Regions from separate parts of the Mus musculus genome. Here region 1 is linked to region 2. A link is a contact called in ENCODE Hi-C or POLR2A ChIA-PET data. All regions are on one chromosome and are shown on one strand. Each heading gives the region's core, a stretch centred on a gene start or an enhancer-like site at or near the end of the contact. The rest is flanking DNA. Distances are from core to core; before and after follow the strand shown.

What was found. A loop is a pair of places that touch in the nucleus more often than their neighbours do. ChIA-PET counts read pairs that join two places held with the same protein, here RNA polymerase II (POLR2A).
Region 1: a map of v-Abl transformed pro-B cells shows a loop between it and region 2 (2.8-fold over the local background). The contact joins the promoter of Emd here to the promoter of Slc10a3 in region 2. A Hi-C loop is called at or near these places in 4 of 37 maps with a recorded cell type or tissue (heart, left cerebral cortex and v-Abl transformed pro-B cells). POLR2A ChIA-PET finds 5 or more read pairs at or near these places in 4 of 5 experiments (Patski and embryonic stem cell).

The regions. Positions count from the first base shown.
Region 1 is chrX:74,252,749-74,256,315 of GRCm38, forward strand. Emd (emerin) reads left to right here and starts at 1,939. Exons shown (of 6, transcript NM_007927.3): 1 at 1,939-2,285; 2 at 2,460-2,567; 3 at 2,705-2,782; 4 at 2,995-3,128. The coding sequence starts at 2,204.
Region 2 is chrX:74,371,807-74,375,292 of GRCm38, forward strand. Slc10a3 (solute carrier family 10 (sodium/bile acid cotransporter family), member 3) reads right to left here and starts at 1,543. Exons shown (of 3, transcript NM_145406.2): 1 at 1,385-1,543; 2 at 808-876. Gm44504 (predicted readthrough transcript (NMD candidate), 44504) reads right to left here and starts at 1,543. Exons shown (of 6, transcript NR_103489.1): 1 at 1,385-1,543; 2 at 808-876.

The sequences.
Region 1 (3,567 bases), core at 689-3,188, 120 kb before region 2:
CCAATGCTATCCCAAAAGTACCCCATACCCTCCCCCCACTCCCCTAACCACCCATTCCCACCTTTTGGCCCTGGCGTTCCCCTGTACTGGGGCATATAAAGTTTGCGTGTCCAATGGGCCTCTCTTTGCAGTGATGGCCGACTAGGCCATCTTTTGATACATATGCAGCTAGAGTCAAGAGCTCCGGGGTACTGGTTAGTTCATAATGTTGTTCCACCTATAGGGTTGCAGATCCCTTTAGCTCCTTGGATACTTTCTCTAGCTCCTCCATTGGGAGCCCTGTGATCCATCCAATAGCTGACTGTGAGCATCCACTTATGTGTTTGTTAGGCCCCGGCCTAGTCTCACAAGAGACAGCTATATCAGGTTACTTTCAGCAAATGCTTGCTAGTGTATGCAATGGCAACTCTTCTTCATTAAGCACTTTGTATGTGGTCAAAACTGGGGTCCACCTCCTCACCATTGCCTACTTTAAACTTCCATAGAGAAGTGGCCTGTGAACTTCACTAAAGTGTCATCAGGTCAACCTAGAACTGAGCAAAGTACTCACTATCACTATCACTTAAGACAACCTGTGGGTTACAACCCCTCTGGCAAACCTTGTCTCCAAAAATATTTACATTATGACTCATAAAGTAGCAAAAATTACCATTATAAAGTAGCAACAAAAATATTTTGTGATTGGGAATCACCACAACAGCATTAGGAAGGTTGAGAAGCACTGATTTAAGAGATCAGGCATCCTACACACTTTTTCTACGCGTACCCCTTCTTCTAGATCTCTCCAATAAAGGGCAGCCTACCTAGATCCACATGACTTTGTGTAGAATATAATGGTCATGGTCACTCTTCAAGGCAACCTTTCTCTGATCCAGATCCTTAGTAAGCCTCCATCAATTCCCATGGTTTGCCTCTAGGCCAGCAGTTCAGAACCTCTGGGGTCGCTATCCCTTTGGATCTCACATATCAGATATCCTGCATAACAAATATTTATATTTTAATTTATAGCAATATTGAAATTACATTTATGAAGTACAACACAATAATTTTATGGGTGGGGAGTCACCACAACATGAGGAACTGTATTAAAGGATTGCAGCATTAAGGAGGTTGAGAAATAGTGCTCTAGGCTTTGTACACTTGTCTAGGTCTCTAAGGTCACACCAAGCTTAGAGACTATTCTACTCAGCCAGAGAAGACCTCTCCCCCCAGAATTCCTCAGGGCCCAAGGTAGAACAGTGAGTATGGCAGGTACAAGGTGTACAGATCTACATGCATCACAGGGCAGGCAGGCAGGCAGGCAGGCAGGCGCCCTCTGATTGTGTGCATTGGCATACCCTGGACCTTTGGAAAGCTGCTTGATCCTGTAGTGCTGGTGGCCACTTGGCCCAGTGCTGGCCCCATTTCCTCGCGAATGGAACTAGGCATTAGAGAAGACGACGGTGGGAATGGGCCTGTGCAGGTGTGCAGGCCAGGGTCATGGAGACTGGGAAGACCAAAGGAGATGGGTAGGGAGTGCCAGGGCTCTGTGGGTGTCTATGTTAGGTGATGAGAGCCCTGTCTGACAGCATACAAAGAGCTCTCAGCAGCGTTAGGCGCTCTGGAAGGGTTCGCTCTCAGGATTGCTTTACACTGCTGTGGATCACACTGTGGCTGAGAATCCTAGGCACTGGAACACCGGGGGAATAAAATCAGGAATGAAGCCAGTAACAAAAGTATGTGAGATCTCACAGGTTGGGAAATCTCACAAGCCGGTTTTGGTCAAATCACTTGCCTCATCCCTAGTAAGTTGCGCTCTAAAGCATCCTCTAGTGAGGTCAGCCAGCTCCGCCCCTCGGCGGCCTAGCTCTCAAAGGAAGTCTCAACCGCTGCCGCACGAGTTCTGAAAGCTCCGCCTTCTCCCTGTTCGAGCCAATCTCTCACAAGCGTTACGTTTCTGTTTGCCAGCCCAGCCTGTTCCCTCAGCTAGACCGGTCTGCACCGGCCGTTCTGGCTAGTTTGGGCCTGCCCTGAGGAGCGCGCGCAACCTGCGTAGCCGCGGCTGTGACGCAAATGTGACGGCGGCGTGACGCGCCCACAGCCGCTCTTGAGGCTCTGGCGCTTCTTCTTCTAGGCTCCGAGCGGTTGGTTTCTTGGGCCCTGTCTGTAGGCCCCGGCCGCCCCTGGCGTTCAACACCGCTTCCAGGTGCCGGCCTTGTCTGCCATGGACGACTATGCGGTTTTGTCCGATACTGAGCTGGCCGCAGTGCTACGCCAGTACAACATCCCTCATGGGCCTATTGTGGGTATGCTGCACCCGGTGGCGCTCAGAACCTCTCTTGGTCCACTGCTTTCCCGCGCTCCTCCCTGAGCGTTCTCCCCACCTCTCCCTCCCCTCAAGTCCCCTCCCCGTGTTCCCTTGTGCTCTTGGGGTGCTCGGCTCACGCCCTCTGACCGCTTCGCACCCTGTGTCTGGGCAGGTTCCACTCGCAAGCTCTACGAAAAGAAAATCTTCGAGTACGAGACCCAGAGAAGGAGACTCTTACCCCCCAACTCGTCATCTTCTTCATTCTCCTATCAGTTCTCAGGTGAGCCCTTAACTGCAGAGCCCCAAAGAGCAGCTTGGGGCACACGTCTTAGGGAGGGAGGGTGTGGCCGAAGCTATTGAGGGAGTAGGGGGAAGGCTGGAGATCGAATGGTCCTGTCCCTCCTCCTTCACATGCAGACTTGGATTCAGCCGCCGTGGACTCAGACATGTATGATCTGCCCAAAAAAGAAGACGCCTTACTTTACCAGAGCAAGGGTAAGGCAGGTATAGGGTGGGCACTGATGTTTTTATCCCATGCTTCCGGGATTTGGGCACAGGGAAACCCCAGACCTCCCTCACCTCCTTGTACCAGTTCTCAGTGGCTTCAGAGGGGAGAAACTGACACAGCACACACAGGCTGGGGAGGGAGAAGAGGAGGCCAGTTAAGGGGCACCACTTTTTCCTCTACCACTGTTTTCCTCCCCAAGACTATAATGATGACTACTATGAGGAGAGTTATTTGACCACCAAGACATACGGGGAGCCTGAGTCTGTGGGCATGTCCAAGAGCTTCCGCCAGCCGGGGACCTCACTTGTAGATGCTGATACCTTCCATCACCAGGTGAGTTGGCTGGTAGGTATACCTGGGGTGCAGCCTTAGGGAATTCTAGGTTTGGATAGGTGCAGAGAGTGGATCTTAGGCTTTCAAATCTGGTTAGGGTCAGCATACAGCTGTCGGGTTAAAAATTCTATGTTGGAACCTTCAAAACTATTGGATTTGGGGATGCTCAGCAGAAGAGTATTTACCTATGGTTTCATCTCCAGCAGCACATAACAAATGTTTTGGGGTTTTGGCTTTTTTAAAAGATTTAATTACTTTAATTATACATATGTGTGGCCAATTTTTGTTAGTTTGTGGGTATTTCCCCCCCCCCACTTCACCCCCAGTAATGAAAAATTCCCAGAATTCCAAATATCACACAATTGTAGAAACTATCTGAAACTCACAGAAACACACCTTTGCTAAAAGCATGAGGCAACTCATAGTTAGCTGCTGTGAA
Region 2 (3,486 bases), core at 293-2,792:
CTTCAGTAGGAATACAGTGAGGATACAATAGGTATCCACTGAGCAACCTTGTCTTTTTGTTTTTGTTTTGAGACAGGGTTTCTCTGTATAGCCCTGGCTGTCCTGGAACTCACTTTGTAGACCAGGCTGGCCTCGAACTCAGAAATCCGCCTGCCTCTGCCTCCTGAGTGCTGGGATTAAAGGCGTGCGCCACCACGCCTGGCCATGAGCAAGCAAACTTCTCTTGTCAGAGCTCCCTGGTCTCAGAATTTGAGCTCTTATATCTGTTGCTACATCTGAGAGTCTCTGCTTAGAGTCTTCTCAATGTATTACCCTATCAGAGTCTTTTTGTTTGAGACAGGGTCTTGTGTGTGTAGTCCTGTTGGCCTGCAATTCACATGTAAACTAGGCTGGCCTTAAATTCTCAGAGATCTTCCTGCCTCTATGTCTTATGTGCTGTAATTAAAGGTGTAGGCTACCACATTCAGTCCTGTTGTTGTTGCTGCTGCTGCTGGTGAGACAGGTCTTCACTGTGTAGTCTTAGCTAACCTGGAATTCACCATGAAGACCAGGCTGGAACTCAGATCCACCTGCCCCCCAAGTGCTGGGATAAAGGTGTGCACGACCTACCAGAGTTTTAAACTTACAGTGAACCTCAGTATTTCTAAGGGTAGAGTAACATGGGGCGAAAGGAGAGGTCTGCCTCCTTCCCTTTCTCAACTGGATAGTCAACACCTTTGTATTATCATCTGCTAGAACTGGGGCAACTTGATGGCAGTGGATATAGCAGGTTTTACATTATGCTGATTTTGAGTATGGGTCACTTACCCTGGGGGCCCTGGTCCAGCCTTGAATCTCGCTGATGAAGAGGGAGGCAGGAAAACCAGAGTAAGGTAACTAGTCAAGTAGAGAGAAAAGATGTAGGCATCAGAGTAGTGTGAGCCAGTTAAGGGAAAGACTAAGGACCATCCACCCATAACCCCATCCTACCAGCAGGACTAGTGGACCATAGTAGATCACTGCAAGAGGGATTTGGTCCCTATCCTACACTTCTGCTGATAGTGGAGCTGAAAGAGTTAGAGTAAACACACTCCAAGGCTGAGTGAGGAAGCAATACCATCCGGAAGTTTTTTTTTGTTTTTTGTTTTTGTTTTTTCACAGCAGCAAAGTATAGGGGCTGAAGAATAACTGGCAATGATGACCAGGTCTCCTCCGCACCTGACAGTTCAGGGTCTGTCAGGTGGCTAGAGAAGTTAGGAAGGGCTTACAACCCCCACGGGCAGTCTTGGGTTCTGAAGAGCCTCCACGTCACAACCGCACCCGCAAGACCTTTCGCTGGGTCTGGCCAGAGCTGGTGACCACGGACTGCGGACGGAGCCACAAGTCACCTCCCATCCTCACCTACCTGGTCGAAATCTCTCACTTGCTTCCGCGGCCACAGAGCTCCTCACAAGTAGTGGCCCGGGCCGGCAAACGCCGGCAAGTGAGGCCCGTCCTGCCCGGGCCTCGTCCCGCCCCCACAGGCTCCGCCCCACCAAGGTTCCATCCGCGTGCTAGGACTCCGCCCTCTCACAAAAGCACTCGCCCCTGGCGGGCTTGTGTCAGGTTCCCAACGGATGTGACGTTTCTGGAAGCGACGAGCTGGCCCTACCACGTGAGACCTGACTGCCTAAGTCACTGGTATTGGCATGTGGGGCAATAAGTACATTCTTGTGTGGTTACCTCCTCAGATAAAAGTGGGTGATGGGAAGATGATGTCAGAGGACATTAAACTGATACTAAATTAAAGGTCATGTGGTGATTGAAGTGATGGCTCAGTGAGTGTTTACTACCTTTTCAGGACTCTGGTTCAACTTCACATTATCTACTTAGCAGCTTGCAGCCGCCTGTAACTACAGTTCAGGAGCTTTGATACCCTCTTCTTGCCTCTGCCCATACTGGATGCATATGGTGCACATACAAACATACAGCCAAACATATGCATGTCATTTTTTAAAAGGTGACTTGTATCCAGGTAGTTCTGTTATTGCCGTATCTGCTTCTCTCTCCCCCCCCCCCTTTCTTTTTCTTTTTCCTTTTTTTCCGAGACAGTTTTTCTCTGAATATCCCTGGCTGTCCTGGAACTCACTCAGTAGACCAGGGTGGCCTCGAATTCAGAAATCCACCTGCCTCTGCCTCTCAAGTGCTGGGATTAAAGGCATGGACCACCACTGGCCAGCTTGCTTCTCTTTTTTGAGGTGTACAAAATAAACTTGTTTATCTTATTGTTTTGATCTCTTTCTTTCTTCCTTTTCCTTTTTTTTTTTTTCGAGACAGGGTTTCTCTGTGTAGCCCTGGCTGTCCTGGAACTCACTTTGTAGACCAGGCTGGCCTCGAACTCAGAAATCTGCCTGCCTCTGCCTCCTGAGTGCTGGGATTAAAGGCGTGTGCCACCACGCCGGGCTCTTTCTTTCTTTTTAATGAGCCTTGGAGACAGAAGCAGGCAAATTGCTGAGGTCAAGACTAGGTAGGTCTACTGAGAGAGTTCCAGGCCAGCTGTCCAGGGCCACACAGAGAAATTCTGTCTTTAAAAATCTATAATGAGGCTTCTGCGATGGCTCAGTTGATAAAAGCACTTGAGGCCTCTCAACACTACATGTTCAATGGAGGGAAAGAACTGACTCCTAGAAGTTGTCCTCTGACCTACATGAGTACTCATACACAAACTATAAATACACATTTTTTTTTGGTTTGGTTTTTTTGAGACAGGGTTTCTCTGTGTAGTCCTGGCTGTCGCAGAACTCACTCTGTAGACCAGGCTCGAACTCAGAAATCCACCTGCCTCTGCCTCCCAAGTGCTAGGATTAAAGGTGCGTGCCACCACTGCCAGGCTCATACACAATTTTTAAAAAAGGGTCGTTGTTCCCAAAGTTACTGGGGAAACTAGAATAAATGAGTATTGCTTTAAAATGAACCTTTTCTCAGCTATGCTAGCACTTCAAAGGCTGAGACAGGAGAATTGGATTTTTTTTTTCTCCCTGAGACAGGGTTTCTCTAAGTAGCCCTGGTTGTCCTGGAACTCACTCTGCTGACTAGGCTGGCCTCGAACTCAGAGATCTGCCTGATTTGCTTCTGAGTGCTGAGATTAACATGGTGCACCATCACCTGGCAGGAGGATTGGCTATTTAAGGCCAGTTTAGCTGGGCGTGGTGGTGCACGCCTTTAATCCCAGCACTTGGGAGGCAGAGGCAGGCGGATTTCTGAGTTTGAGGCCAGCCTGGTCTACAGAGTGAGTTCCAGGACAGCCAGGGTTACACAGAGAAACCCTGTCTCGAAAAACCAAAGAGAGAGAGAGAGAGAGAGAGAGAGAGAGAGAGAGAGAAGAGAGAAGAGAGAAGAGAGAAGAGAGAGAGAGAAGAGAGAAGAGAGAAGAGAGAAGAGAGAAGAGAGAGAGAGAGAAGAGAGAAGAGAGAGAGAGAGAGAGAGAAGAGAGAAGAGAGAAGAGAGAAGAGAGAAGAGAGAAGAGAG